2 separate regions of the Homo sapiens genome follow, and region 1 is linked to region 2. The links are chromatin loops, found by intact Hi-C in ENCODE. Cell type or tissue: PC-3. All regions are shown on one strand.

Evidence for each region. A loop is a pair of places that touch in the nucleus more often than their neighbours do. Peaks named below come from ENCODE experiments on the same cell type or tissue, not always from the same donor. Only the 100,000 strongest peaks of a DNase experiment are listed, where the experiment ranks them.
Region 1: a loop joins it to region 2, with 10 times the contacts of the local background. A loop is called at or near these places in 2 of 110 quality-filtered maps.

Annotation. Positions count from the first base shown.
Region 1 is chr11:102,008,023-102,016,022 of GRCh38, forward strand. No RefSeq gene overlaps it. Among named protein-coding and RNA genes, the nearest start is that of CFAP300, 35 kb to the right of the region's middle. RefSeq lists enhancers at 1,989-2,615, 2,901-4,100. In PC-3, a CTCF peak has its summit at 168; DNase peaks (open chromatin) are centred at 2,939 and 3,269; H3K4me3 peaks cover 1,452 bases; H3K27ac peaks cover 3,010 bases.
Region 2 is chr11:102,175,098-102,183,097 of GRCh38, forward strand. The region is part of intron 3 of YAP1 (Yes1 associated transcriptional regulator); the gene reads left to right. Among named protein-coding and RNA genes, the nearest start is that of YAP1-DT, 69 kb to the left of the region's middle. In PC-3, no CTCF peak of the experiment used is centred here; a DNase peak (open chromatin) is centred at 3,344; H3K4me3 peaks cover 963 bases; H3K27ac peaks cover 3,063 bases.

The DNA of each region.
Region 1 (8,000 bases), 170 kb before region 2:
AATGACTGCCCTCTAGTGGTTATAAAACAATAAACTTTTCTATCAGTCAATGCCAGTAGCTTTCACTCTTTCCAGTAAGAAAACTTAACTAAGGCATGCCCTTTGATATTTTTATATTCTATTGTATTTTATTTTAAAAAAATGTTGGTTACAAGGAATAATATATCTTCACCCACTAATAGCTTGCCATCCAGTTTGACAACGAGTGTTCTCTGAGAACACTTGGTTTAATATATTAACTATGTCATATAGACTATGGTTTATGATTTAATTTATTCTGAAAGTAGATATGATTTAACGTTTTCTGAAATAGTAGGCTGCTTAAGTTTAACAATACAGATAATATAAATAATACAAATAAAATTCCCCATACACTAATACTAATCATACCTACCAAATATATTATCTTTTCTATTAGTAACTTACATACATTTCACATGTATTACCTCAAAAAAGTCTCTACTACAAATCTGTGTTTACTTTCATTCTTCAGAGTTGCAGACTGAATTTCCTCAGTCATAACAAGACTTACAATAAAGTTATGAAATATAGCTTATTGCTATAATAGGAAAAATAAGAAAACATTCTATAAGGTGATAAACAGGGAAACTGTTAAATTATGGTACATTTATATGATGACTATTACACAGCCATTAAAATTATATTTTCAAAGAATATTTAATGAATTAAAGAAATAACAATGATTCGTTGCTAAGTGGAAAGAGAGGGACCTGGAGCTATACTTAGAGTGTCTCAACCATGGGAGGAAATAAACACATCAAGAAAGAAAAGCCAGGAAATTAATGCAATCAAATATCAGGAGTGGTTTCTCTGCAATCAGATTCCAGGTGATTTTCATTTTTTCTTAATACTTTTTTTTTATATTTTTCACACTATCTACATTGTGCATGTGTAACTTCAGAGAAGTCCAAAAAAATTAAAAGCAAATGAAATTGTCTCCTTTGATAAAAGTGTACACATGAAAGAGAAAGAATGCCCCTCAAAGTCTGCCTTTCCAGATGTCCTGTGTAGCTGAATTACAGACCCTGTAACAGATTTTCTATACTGGAGGATGAGTTTGCTTGTCACAAAAGCATCTTCCAGGGTATTCCTTATCTACAAATATTCGTAAAAGGAGGCCTGGACCTTCAGAATCAGAAGATGAGTAGGTATAATTTTGTGTTATCTCCTGTATATAAGTATCAGTCAAAACAAACTCTCCAAGAACTTTATCTTGGAAAGGTTACATCAGTCTGAGTTTTGTTCCATTGGATGGCCCTTTTTTTTTTTAATTTTTTTAAAGAGATGGGGTCTTGCCATGTTGCCCAGGCTAGTCTCAAACTCCTGGGCTCAAGCAATCTTCCTGCCATCCAGGCCAGGCACAGTGGCACTTTTGACTGCAAAGTATGAAAGCACTAAGAGTATTGCTCTACAGAATGGTAAATATGATATGCAATTTTAAATTAATTTATATTAAAAGGTTGCCAAAGTTATCAATGTTGCTTATATTTCCTAAAATGGATTATGACCTAAACAATATTTATGAACACCTAAAACTCATTAAAAATCTCTTTTCCATTTTTAATATTTTATCCTCATATTTTATTGTATATGCAGTCGTTGTCATAATGCCTTTCTTCCAGAGATTTTTTACAATGCCTTTTTTTAAAGATTAAGTAGAAAACTTTCCAAGAATTTCAAATAATTTTAAAGAAAGAAATTTATACATCAGCCACTCCATCTAACTCTTCATATTAAAGATGAAATCCAAGTACTTTTTAAATGACATTAGTTAAAGCTTCCAATGTCCACGGAAATAAAACTAGTATTTTGCCTTTTTGGTTTCTCCAGCCCAGCAAAGAAAGAATGAAAAAAATATTTGCAGAAAGTGAGAACTTTGTAAGTTACTGCATTGATCAGAAATCAATTCAAAGCTATGTAATACGTATTCACTCAATACAACTTTACTGAGTACCTCTTAAATCATCTCTATGCTTGGGACCAGGGACTCCAATAGAGATCAAATACAATCCCACTAATCAAAACATTTAGCCTATGAGATCTTAAAGACCGGCAAACAGGCAATTACAGCAAAGTGTGAGTGAACACAGATTATAATGAGATTGCCTAGAAGGGCCATCTAATCCAGGACTTGGGCTGTGAAGGCAGGCTTTCTGGAAAATGTGACTACCAAAGTGAGGGCTGAAGGATGGGTTAGACAAGCAAGGATGGAAGAGGATGTAATTTCAGGCATTAGAAACAGCATGTGTCAAACTCAGCCTGCTTTGCCCATACTTCATAAATCTCCAAATCAAACAGGGCTTTCAGGCAAGAGAGCAATTGGAAGCATTATTATACCTCTGCTCTTTCCTGAAGCCCTACTTAAATCACAAGGATTAAAAAGGACAGATAGCAGCCAGGCACGGTGGGTCATGCCTGTAATCTCAGCACTTTGGGAGGCTGAGGCAGACGGATCACCTGAAGTCAGGAGTTTGAGACCAGCCTGGCCAACCTAGTGAAACCCCGTCTCTACTGAAAATACAAAAAAATTATCCAGGCGTGGTGTCAGGCACCTGTAATCCCAGCTACTCGGGAGGCTGAGGCAGGAGATTCGGTTGGACCCGGAAGGCAGAGGTTGCAGTGAGCCGAGATCGCGCCACTGCACGACAGCCTGGGCGACAGAGTGAGACTCTGTCTCAAAAAAACAGAGAAAGAGATACCCTAGATGTCTCAATTGTTGTAAGTAATAATAAAATAAAAGGAGGGAGTACAAGACAAAGAGAAAACAAGGGAAGACAGCGCCAAAACTTGGAAGGTTAGAAAGCAGGTGATGAAGTGGTAACTGATTTAGATAATCAAAGAAAGCTAAAACCTATGCTGGCAGTAGGGGAAGCCTAAAGCAAGCCAGTCTTTCCTGCAAAACCAGAAAGGCCCAGGTTTGAAAGTCATCCGGTAGTTCTGCAAACTGGGGGTAAAGGTAAGACTGAAACAGTAATGATTAGTTGGAAGTCTGTTAGACAAACAGTTAAACCCCAGATCCAAATGTCATGCAAGACAGCTGGACCACTCTCCTTCTTTTGCCAAAGCAGGAACATTTAACTTTAAAACTATGAATAAACGAGAATTTCTTTAACCCATTAGAAGGCATTTAGTGGTTGCTGAGGGCTTGCTGCTGAGATAGTCCCGTCAGGACCTGAGGAGTCTTTCCCCAGCTGACAGGAATGTCGGCGGCTGACAGCTCTCAGCTGAGTCACTCTCCAGGCATTTCCCGCAGGCCAAGAGACTCCTCACACGGGGCCACACCCAGTCCCTGAGGGCCGCCCTTATCCAATGCCTGGTTGATGTGGGGCATGAAGTCCTGGCCCCTTTGCCTCAAGGTAGGTCCGTTTTGAAAGGCACGACTGCACACCAGCAAGAAACGACCAAAAAAAAAAATTTGTAACTTTTTAAAAGATACCATTTACAAAAATAACCAAATTTAAAATGCCAACTCTGAATCTTTAAAAAGATATGCAAGCCTTTTCTGGAAAAAAGATTAAAATATTGAAAGACATTTTAAAAGATTTAAATAAATGGATGTATATACCATATCCTTGGATTTGAAAACTCAATATCATGTCAGTTCCTCCCATTGATATTAAACATTCAATGCAATTCCAACTAAAACACTCAAGGCCTGTTTGTGGAATTTGACAAGATGATCTAAAAATTTATGTGAAAGAGGAAAGAACAAGAATAGCCCAGATACACCTGTGTCCGAAGACTAACGTGGAGGTACTTGCCCTATCAAATAACAAGACTTTTTGTTTTTCTCTCCTTTTTTTGACACAGAATCTTGCTCTGTCACCCACGCTGGAGTGCAGTGGCACTATCTCAGCTCACTGCAACCTCCACCTCCCGGGTTCGAGTGATTTTCCTGCCTCAGCCACCCAAGTAGCTGGGATTATAGGCATGCACCACCACGCCAGGCTAATTTTTGTATTTTTAGTGGAAACAGCATTTTGCCATGTTGGCCAGGCTGGTCTCAAACTTCTGGCCTCAAGTGATCCATCAACCTCAGCCTCCCAAAGTGTTGGGATTACAGGCGTGAGCCATGGCACCCAGCAAAAGCTCTTATAATTAAGATAATGTGGTACTGGCACAAGATACATATAAAAATCAATAAAGTACATATTAAAAATCAAAATACATATAAAAATAAATAAAAACTCTTGCAAATAAACCTGATTTACAGCAAAGCAGGCGTTGTATCAAGCTACAATAGCTATGGTAGTTATGAACACGCACCGCTCAGATTTCCTTTCAAGAGATAACCTGCGCAAAAGAGACTGTTGGCTGACAGCCCCTACCTGCTGTACCTCCTGCATCCACCATGGTGTTCACATCAATGCCTTTCTCCCCGCAGACTGTTCCCAGTGACTGAACATTGTGGAAGACTGTGGAAAATTGTGGGTGTCCCAGAAACAGACAATTCTTAACCAGTGAGGGACTTCTCTGGTGGATAGTCTTTACATATGGGTGCCTCAATAGGCCTGGGCAAGACTTCCTTTTTCAGAGCTACTTCTTCCTTCCCATGCTCTTTTCACATGTGTCAGACACACATCATAACATCATAACCTTTATCCTTCACAGGTGTTTCTTCCCAATAAATCTCATACACCTCTAATTCCATCTTGAGATCTGCTTTTCAGAGGAACTTAACTGACATAGTTGGTACCAGGAACAGTCCAAGAAAGCAGGCTAAAAGGTGGAGATTGGGGATGGAATCACTGAATGGCAAGGAAAACCCCATGCTGAGTGGAGAGTGGGTCACAGATTGTCCCTGGCTCAAGGTAGTGGCTCGACTGCCACTATTTCACAGGTGATGACCTGGGGAAACATTCCCTGAGAAAAACAGGCTTGCCAATTCAAGAATCCAGGCATTTAAAAGATGCAGTGGGACTAACACCTGCAAAGACAGTAGCTAGTTATTACTAAGTTGAATTGAAAACCTTCAGAGTGATGAGAAACTGAGAGCAGTTAACAACTAAAGGTTAAGTATGAGAGCCAGGATGCACTTGCGGTGGTATTGCTTACAAAGAGATCCTTATCACCCTGCAGTGGAAGAGAGCTCAGCTGCGGGGCAATCATAGGACTTAGAATAAGGAGCTGCAGAGGCATTTATCAGGCAAGGCAGATCTGTCACAAAAAGACCAGAGCCCTGAAACATCTGGGTGGGTAGCCCCAAGAATTCCTGGTCACTGGATTCCCAAATCGGTGCCTATCTCTCCTACCATTAGGAGACTGCAGGAACCAACAAGATCTCAGTGATGCTGCTGCCTCTTCCTGCAGATCCTTCTTGCAGATCCTTCAGACCTAGAACTTCCCCAGCTGTATTGGGCTGGGATTTAACACTAGTTATCTGCTTGTCAGCAGACGGAGGGTAACTGTGAGGGGTTTCTGGCTGCCTTGTGGTGGAAAGGCCTCAGTAGGGTCTTCTCAGGTGGAGTAAATGCTAGCTCTTAACAAGGAGTAGTGAGAGAGGGGCACTGATATCACGAAGAACTTCAGTGGTGGCTCTGCTCTGTAGGCCAGGACTGAAGGTATGAGAGGAGATCAAGCCTCCTCTATTACAGAGCTGGGCTCCTTAATTGTAGCGAGCATGATGAGCCCCCAGAGTAAGAGAGACCAGGTAACTGCCAGAAGCCAGGGGCCACAGTTACTCTAAAAACCAGCAAGGTTAAAGAAGCAGCAGAGGGGGCTTGGTTGTCAGGCAGTTGTAGAAATGATGAATATAATTTGGAGTTTCTAGGGTCCAAACAAGTTGGCACCCTACAAGGGTACTACTTAACATCTACAATCAAAACAAGTAAAGAATGGAGGAGTAGGTAGCTTAGGACAGTGGTCCCAATAAAAATTATAATATCTTGCTCAGTTTCCAGACCTGAGCCTTTTTATTTAAGACAGAGTCTTGCTCTGTCGCCCAGGCTGGAGTGCAGTGGCACGATCTCGGCTCACCACAACCTCCACCTCCTGGGTTCAAGTGATTCTCCTGCCTCAGCCTCCTAAGTACCTGGGATTACGGGCACATGCCACCATGCCCGGCTACTTTTTTATATTTTTGATAGACACAAGGTTTCACCATGTTGGCCAGGCTGGTATCAAACTCCTGACCTCAAGTGATTCGCCCACCTCGGCCTCCCAAAGTGCTGGGATTACAGGCATGAGCCACCGCACCCGGCCTGAGCCAATTTTTTTTTTTTTTTTTTGAGACGGAGTCTCACTCTGTCGCCCAGGCTGGAGTGCAGTGGGCGCCATCTCAGCTCACTGCAAGCTCCGCCTCCCGGGTTCACGCCATTCTCTCGCCTCAGCGCCCCCGGAGTAGCTGGGACTACAGGCGCCCGCCACAGCGCCCGGCTAATTTTTTGTATTTTTAGTAGAGACGGGGTTTCACCGTGTTAGCCAGGATGGTCTCGATCTCCTGACCTCGTGATCCACCCGCCTCGGCCTCCTAAAGTGCTGGGATTACAGGCGTGAGCCACTGCGCCCGGCCCCTATTTTTAAACTGAAACCCATTAAATGATAAGATGGCCGGGTCTCCAGGAAGAAGGACCCTGCAATTCCCCCAAGAAATATATACTGCAAAGATTCCCTCAGTCGTTGTCTTAAGGGACCTATGGTCATTTCTGTGGGAATACACTGAGGAAAGGGGAATAACCAAATATTTGAGGACTACTGAAGCGGGATCTTGGGCCATGATGTTCTTAAGCTACTAGACGATACGATCTACTAAAACAAGGGAGTAAACCAAGAAAACAAAGATAAGAAATCTGAGAGGCAAGAGAGCTGCAGTGGCCATGAGAATGCACTTTGCAGCCCTCCAGCTACGGAGCATAACTGATCAAAGACCTTAGCTGAGGTGCTCTGAAACCCATCCCAGCCCAGAGGATAGGTTCTCAAAGGATGCAGAGCAACAAGGAAAAGGCAAAACACAAACAGAAATCCCCAGGGTGACGGTAAAGGAAAAATTCAGCTGTGCGGCAAGCCTACAAAGCAACCAGTCAAGACAAGTACAGAAGGAATGGCCACAAGAAGATAAAATTGATAGGAAATCTACTAAGTTTGAGTTACTAAGAGGATGTGTGCAATCTGGAAGAGAAAGAATTAGTGATAAATTACGTAGAAAACTAAACAGAAAAATCATAATTTGTATGACAACCAAAACAAAAATGTGAACAAGGAATAATAAATATTCATAGTATACTAGATGACAACAGCAAAAATTATATTTAGTCATAATAATGCAAATGTTCAATATTGATCTAACAAAAATTAATAAGAATTTTAGTAGGCTGGGAGAATGGGAAGTGTGAGGGAGACAGGTAGAGAATATACTAAGAGGTTAACAGGTAATATATGAAACAAATACCAAGAATGACAGGATAAGCATGTTATTTAGAAATATGGAAGTAAATACTATAAGAAAAAGCTAAAAGAATATTATCTAGGGAGAAGAAATGGAGAGGGATACTGCTAATTATTCCATAATAATAAGACTTGTATTTTATGTTTAAGCTATCTGTAACTTTGATAAACTTTAAATTCAAAATAATTATTGAGCAATACATTTTTGGTTTTTTTGTTTTGTTTTTTTAAATAGAGATGGGGGTCTTGCTATGTTGCTTAGGCTGGTCTTGAACTTCTGTCCTCAAGGAATCCTCCCATCTCAGCCTCCCATAGTGCTAGATTACAAGAATGAGCTACCACACTGGGCCAAAAAACAATTAAAATGCTTTTTTTAAAGCAATGAAATTGCAATAATTTGACAATAATATGTGAATATACAGAGTTTTAAGAAATTAATAAAAGTCAAACACCACAATTAAACAAATGATTCATAAAATAACTAAAAATGTGAATAACAATGTATTGTTGACATTTTATCTCGGATTTTAAAAAATGAAAGTTAAAAAAAAGGAGACCATTTCTAGATACACACATACTCAAAAGAATTGAAAACA
Region 2 (8,000 bases):
AACCACTCTTTGTTTGCCCAAAGCTTATTTTCATCAGTATGTTTATAGTATCATTAGTTTGGGAGGCCAAGGCGGGCAGATCACCTGAGGTCAGGAGTTTGAGACCAGCCTGACCAACATGGTGAAACCCCGTCTCTACTAAAAATACAAAAATTAGCCGGGCATGGTGGTACACCCCTGTAATCCCAGCTACTCGGGAGGCTGAGGTGGGAGAATTGCTTGAACCTGGGAGGTGGAGGCTGCAGTGAGCCAAGATCGCGCCACTGCACTCCAGCCTGGGTGACAGAGCGAGACCTCGTCTCAAAAAAAAACTTATTTCTTTTACCAAAACTTGATGTATAGACTGCCTTTTCTTCAGTAAATGTTTATTTTCCCATATTCGGCTTATCAAAGCCACAAAATAAGTTAGTGATAATAATATAGTCATGTATTGCTTAATGACTGGGATAAGTTCTGAGAAATGGGTTGCTGGGTGATTTCATAATTGTATAAATATCATAGAGTAGGCTTACACAAACCTAGATGGTATAGCCTATTATACACATAGACTCAATGATACAGCTTATCGCTCTTAGGCTACAAACCTGGACAGCATGTTACCGTACTGAAGACTGTAGGCAGTTGTAACACAATGGTAAGTATATGTGTATCTAAATATATCTAAACATAGAAGAGGTAATGCATTGCACTATAACATTACCTTATGACAGCCACGACATCTCTAGGTGACAGGAATTTTTTAGCTCTATTATAAGTTTCTGGGATCACCATTCTATATGTGATCCATCATTGACTGAAATGTCATTATGCAGCAAATTTGTATATAACTATTTCCATTGCGTCTGCCTAAAAATCTTAGTAGTGTGGGCAGAACTTGATTAGGGATTGTTTAAGGCATATATGGTCAAGCATATGAATTTCAGATATTTATGTTTATGGAAGACTCCTTTGTAAAAAAAAACTGAAGAAGAATCAGAGGTGATACATTTTAGTTCCTGTTTATTTTGAAAGCCAAAAGTCTGCACAAATTGCAGACCAAAGTATCACAAACTACTAACAAGGCAGTGGTTTCTAATAAATGTTGCTATCTTTGTCCTGAGCAACCTTGCAAAACTGTACATTCCCACTCATAAAAAATGGAGAACTTTTTCCCTATAGTCTAGGGCAGAGTGATAAGTTTTTCTCATAATTCCACATAGCTTATAGTTAAACTCAGTGTAGAAGAGTGATGAACACAAAACAATACATACTGTATTCAAGAAATCAGAACAGGTGCAATTTAAATTTATAGGTGGGGAAGAGTCTTACTAGTGGGACAGATTGGAGAAAAGCTTCACAAAGATATGGCATAAGAATAGAGTAGAATTGGGTCAGGCACGGTGGCTCACGCCTGTAATCCCAGCACTTTGGGAGGCAATGTGGGTGGATCTTGAGGTCAGGAGTTTGAGACCAGCCTGGCCAACATGGTGAAACCTCATCTCTACTAAAAATAACAAAAGTTAGCCGGGTGTGGTGGTGCACCCCTGTAATCCCAGCTACTCAGGAGGCTGAGGCAGGAGAATCACTTGAACCCAGGAGGCGGAGGTTGCAGTGAGCTGAGATCACACCATTGCACTCCAGGCTGGGCAACAGAGTAAGACTCCGTCTCAAAAAAAAAAAAAAAAAAAAAAAAAAAAAAAGAGTAGAATTTCAGTGGGTTGAAAACAATGGAGGCTGGGAGGACACAGGCTTTGGGGTGGACATACTGAGAATGTAGGGAGGTGGAAAGTGCATGACACTTCTGGGTACTGGAAAGACAGGAGTGAACAAGCCATGCGGCTGGGAGGACTGAATGAATTACTAAAGTGATAGAATCATCTTACCAGAGAGAAAGCAGCTGATGAAGTAGGAGAAGAAACTATATGTAGACAAGTTATTAGGAAGAAGTGACATTCAGAGTGGGAAGGGATGAGAGGGAGTTAGCTAAGCAAAGAAGGTAGAGAGAAGAGTTCCTGCAGGGAGCAACTGCAGTTGTGAAGGTCCTGGAGCTGGGAGAGGAGATGTTTGAGGAACTGAGAGAAGATTGAATGAGGAGGGATGTGAAATGATGTGGAGGAATAGATAGAGCCTGGCATGTTGGATGCTTTCAGTACCGAAGCAGTGCTATATAATGCCTGACTATAGAGGATAACCCACTAAAAATTTGAGAATTTTCCTTTAGGGAGCTGAGCCTTGAGTCAGAGGACTTCCTCCTTAGAGGAGGTGAGGTAAGATGATCATGTGGCTGTGGTACATACAAAGTTTAATGTTGGAGTTGAATAAGACCAATTTGGAAGTTACTGCTAAAACTTTGTCATGGAAATGTGAAAGTTTATGTGAAAGTTTCAAGGTCAAAAGATCGAGACCAGCCTGGCCAACACAGTGAAACCCCATCTTTACTAAATACAAAAATTAGCTGGGCGTGGTGGTGAGGGCCTGTAATCCCAGCTACTCAGGAGGCTGAGGCAGGAGAATCGCTTGAACCCAGCAGGTGGAGGTTGCAGTGAACCAAGATTGCGCCATGGCACTCTAGCCTGGCGACAGAGTGAGACTCGGTCTCAAAAAAAAAAAAAAAAAAAAGTTTATGTGAAAGTTTTGAGGGACAAATGGAAATGGCATTTTGAAGAAACCCCACTCAAAATATGGGAACATATCTTGTGAAGTGTCAAATGTCCAGTTGGAGGAGAAAGACTAGTATTGACCCTGTGAGAGGCATTAAAGATATGGGAGTCATTTATGTGAATATGGCAAGCCATGGGATTTCATGAAAGTTCCAAGAAAAGAGGATTAAAAAAATATGATTACTGTTTGTCATAATTGTGGTGTAGTATTCAAGAGCATGATTTCTGGAGAGCTCAACTGTCAAGGTTTGAATCTCACTCTGCCACTTACTAGGTTGGGCTGAATGATCCTGGACAAGCTAACTTTTCTTTGCCTTAGATTCCTCATCTGTAAAGTGGGTATAATAATAGTACCTCCATCGTAGGGTTGTTAAGTGACTTAACATTTGCTTGCAAAGAACTTAGGAAAAGTGCCGTGTACATAGTAAGAACAGTTTGTGAATCATCATAAATACACGAGACCAGAATTTCAAAACAAGCAGCAGGCAGAATGTTCCTTTAAAAGGTCATTGAATGTACTTTTCCAGCTACTCTTGTTACTTTCTAAGGAAACTACTTGATAATCCTGTACTTTGTAGGACTCATCAGGGTGTGTTTAGTAAACTTCAGTGTCCTAGGTGACTTCTTTATTCCCAAATTGTGGGGCAGGTGACAAGGGGAGGTTGGTCCTCTAACTCGTGGTGTAGTTAATCAGGATTTTCCTGTTTGAATAGACATGGCAAATGGTTTTAGTTAGTCATTACTAATGCAAGAGGGTCCTTAGGCAAGAGCAGGAAGTTAATGGTGAGTCACCTTCAGTGTTATGACATGGAGTATTTCTTTTTAAAATATCACAGGGAGTTGGTTTTTGCTATAGTAGCTAAGTTGTCAATCAAGTAATACTAGTAGTAAATCTTACATAAAAACTCGCTTCCCTCAAGTTTAAGTAGTTCTAATTTATGCATTATTTTATATATTGCCTACTACTCTCTTTTTGCTTATCCTGAATCAAATTTCTCACCCTCTGTCAATCTAATTTTGTGTTGCTATAAAGGAATAACTGAAACTGAGTAATTTATAAAGAAAGGTTTAATTTGGCTCACAGTTCTGCAGGCTGTACAGGAAGCATGGTGCCAGCGTCTGCTTCTGGTGAGGACCTCAGGAAGCTTACAATCCTAGCAAAAGGCAAGTGGGAACCAGTGTGATACATGGTGCAAGAAAGTGAGTGGGAGAAGTCCCAGGCTTTTAAACAACCAGATCTCAGGTGAACTGAATGAGAACTCACTTATGACCAAGGGGATGGTGCGAAGCCATTCATGAGGTACCCCACCCCCCACCCCGTGACCCAGTCACCCCCCACCAGGCCCCACCTCCAACTTTGGGAATCCCATTTCACTATGAAATTTGGAGGGGACAAACATCCAAACCATGTCACCCTCTTTACGTCTCATTAAAATGCTGGCCTGTTTCTCTCTTCCTTTTTGCTATAGGGCCTACTTTTAATCTTTTCTTCGAAAGAAGACTTTGGTATTGGTGGTCAGGCATGATAGCCCAGCCTTGAAAAGCTTCCACATCTTTTTCACGTCTAAGGGCCCAGCTTTCGAGTGTGTAAAAGTTATTTGGGGTGAAAATGTGTATTATCCATTCTCACCAATCTAGAGGTTGTCATGAGTTTGGGGGATTGGAATTACTGTTTAATAATGGTAATCCCCTTTAAGTATTTACTGGTTGAAATAATTAAAGTTTTTCTGGTAGATTCTTAACCATAAAAACGAAGCGAACTGCTTATTCTGCCCCATCCACAGGTAGCAGCCTCTTCATGCTTGCCCCTGCCTGGAATGCCCATGCCCGGAATGTCACATGTTTGGCTAGGAGTGCATTTAGGTCAGAGCTTACAGGTCACTTCCTGCCCTTGATCTGCTTTTCTAAAAAACTGTTTCCCATTTTTCTTTTTCTTTCCCATTTTTCATTTTTCTTTCTTTCATGCATGCTGCTTTATTTTTGCTGCACGTATCATTAGCCAACATTGTACTGTCTTCTATCTGGAACATAAATTCCATCAGATAGGGACTATGTTGTTTATTGCTCCATCTCCAGGGCCTGAATATAGTAGGAACTCAATAAATACTTGTTGAGTAAAAGTATTTGCTATATCCCTGTCCCTTCAGTTTAAATGATACATAAAAATAATGCAGAAATTGAGCTTACATAGAAAGAATGAAACAATATTTTGTTTTACAAGCATAAACAAAGGATTTTAATTACATTCATTTCAGCCAACATTTATTCTATTTTTTTTTTTTTTTTTTTTGAGATGGAGTCTCGCATCCGTCGTCCAGGCTGGAGTGCAATGGCACAATCTTGGCTCACTGCAACCTCCAACTCCCGGGTACGAGAGATTCTCCTGCCTCAGCCTCCCAAGTAGCTGGGACTACAGGTGTGCGCCACCACACCCGGCTAATTTTGTAGTTTTAGTAGAGATGGGGTTTCACCATGTCACCATGTTGGCCAGGCTGGTCTCGAACTCCTGACCTCATGATCCTCCCTCCTTGGCCTCCTAATCTATTTCTAATTAGTAGATCCTATACTGGACAAAAATGGAAAATGCAAAATATATACTCCTGTGTTCAGGAATTTCACAGTCTAGCCAGGAAGAAAACATGCATAATGAAATAATACTGAATGAGCCAGGCGTGGTGGCTCACGCCTGTAATCCCAGCACTTTGGGAGGCCGAGGCAGGTGGATCACAAGGTCAGGAGATCGAGACCATCCTGGCTAACACAGTGAAACCCCGTCTCTACTAAAAGTACAAAAAATTAGCCAGGCATGGTGGCGGGCGCCTGTAGTCCCAGCTACTTGGGATGCTGAGGCAGGAGAATGGCATGAACCTGGGAGGTGGAGCTTGCAGTGAGCCGAGATCATGCCACTGCACTCCAGCCTGGGCGACTGAGCAAGACTCCATCTCAAAAAAAAAAAAAAAAAAAAAGAAGATCAAAACAAAAATAATAATACTGAATGATAAATGCTATGACATAGATATAAAGAAATTTTTTTACTAGCACAGAGAAAGAACTCTTCATCTGTATTGAGGAAGTGAAAAGTTCTCAACTAAAAATGTTTCGAAGCTAAATGGCCAGTAGTAATTCTCGGTCGGGCATGGTAGCTCGCACCTGTAATCCCACCACTTTGGGAGGTCGAGGTGGGAGGATCTCTTGAGCTCAGGATTTCGAGACCAGCCTGGGCAACATAATGAGACCCCATCTCTACAGAAAAATTTAAAAAATAGCTGAGCGTGGTGGTGTGCACCTGTAGTCCTAGCTCCCCAGGAAGCTGAGGCAGGAGGTCACTTGAGCCCAGGAGTCCAAGGCTGCAGTGAGCCGGGATTGCACCACTGCACTCCATCCTGGGTGACAGAATGAGACCCTGCCTCAAAAAAATAAAATAATAGGCCAGGCTCGGTGGCTCACGCCTGTAATCCCAGCACTTTGGGAGGTTGAGGTGGGCGGATCACGAGGTCAGGAGATCGCGACAATCCTGGCTAACACGGTGAAACCCCGTCTCTACTAAAAATACAAAAAAATTAGCCGAGCGTGGTGGTGGGCCCCTGTAGTCCCAGCTACTTGGGAGGCTGAGGCAGGAGAATGGCGTGAACCCGGGAGGCGGAGCTTGCAGTGAGCCGAGATTGCGCCACTGCACTCCAGCCTGGGTGGCAGAGCGAGACTCCGTCTCAAAAATAAATAAATAAATAAATAAAATAAAATAATAACTCCTATGGGTCACATCCATTCTTTTTACTTCCTGCCACCTACTCCTTATTTCTATCTGGTCATTAAGGACAAATGTGAAATGAATTTTGGAGACGGAGAAAGACTCTCTCAAAATAAATAAATAAAATTTAAAAAAAAACGTACTGCCCTTGTGGTGCCTGTTTTGTCATGGTAGATTTGCCTAATCCTAGCAGACGTGACTGTGTACTATTCCCAGACCTGCATAGATTGATCTCCAAACTGCCTAAAATGAATAGATGTGGTTGTGTATAACTCAGATAAATTTGAGAAATACTTCTGTACTAGCTGAAGAATTCTAAGTGGTTGTGTTTTGTTTGTTTTTGTTGTTGTTTTTTGAGACGGAGTCTCACCCTGTTGCCCAGGCTGGAGTGCAGTGGCGTGATCTGGCTCACTGCAACCTCCACCTCCCAGATTCAAGTGATTCTCCTGCCTCAGTCTCCTGAGTAGCTGGGATTACAGGCCCTCACCACCACACCCGGCTAATTTTTTGTATTTTTAGTAGAGACGGGGTTTCACCATGTTAGTCAGGCTGGCCTCAAACTCCTGACCTCGTGATCCCCTGCCTCAGCCTCCCAAAGTGCTGGGATTACAGGCGTGAGCCACCATGCCTGGCCCTAAGTGGTTGTTTTAAATCAGTGGTTCCTTAGACCGGCATCAGCACCACCTGGGAATTTTCAGGCCTGCTGAATCAAAAAGTATAGGGGTAAGGCTCAGCAACATGTGTTTTAACAAACCTTCCAGGTGATTCTGATGAATATTTATAGCACATTATAATCAGAATATAAATTGAACATAAAGGCATCCTAAATTGATTTTGATCGAGCCACTGTGGTCTCCTCTTACATTTATTTTTGTGGTAATCCTACATTTCCCCCCTTGGACTTAACCTTCCTGCATCCTAACCCTAGCCCAAACAGATGATTGAAACACATTTTCACTAAGTGTAATTTGTTTCACTTTCAGAAAACATATCACTTTTTGCTTTCTCTCCTTTTCATGGTTATTCAACAGTTAGTTTAAGAGAATGACTTGGAATCCTGCATTGAGAATCAAGTCACTGAATTTCTTCTAAGGACCACTGGACTAAAAATTCTTTTTTTGTGAATAAAGCCTTTATCTGTATTGTTCCATTAACACTGGAAGAATTGTTTCTTTTCAGTTTTCTCTATCTTAATTCTATGACAAAGATAGTGTGGTGAAAAGTTATTTAAAGGTGATCTTTTCTAATCTATTCCTTGCCTTTGGTGCGCAGCTTTCTTTCAGTACAAAGAAAGTATCCTATTTTGGGCCATCTCTTTCCATATAACATTATATTTTACCCAGAGAGTATTAAATGAAAGATAAAATGAATATAAAGTATTATTTTGTATTTGGTATATATGTGTTGGTATAAATGTTAATTGCAAATAATATAGGTTCTACATGATTTTAAGCTTACAGAAAGTTCAAAGTATTACTTAAAAGGCAAGACATTGATTCTTCCATCAAACATTTATTGAGCAGCTATTCAGGTATTAGCCTACAAGCTTGTAAAGAAGAATGACTTGATCATTGCCAGGAGAACAGATATGTAATCAAGTAATTACAATTCTA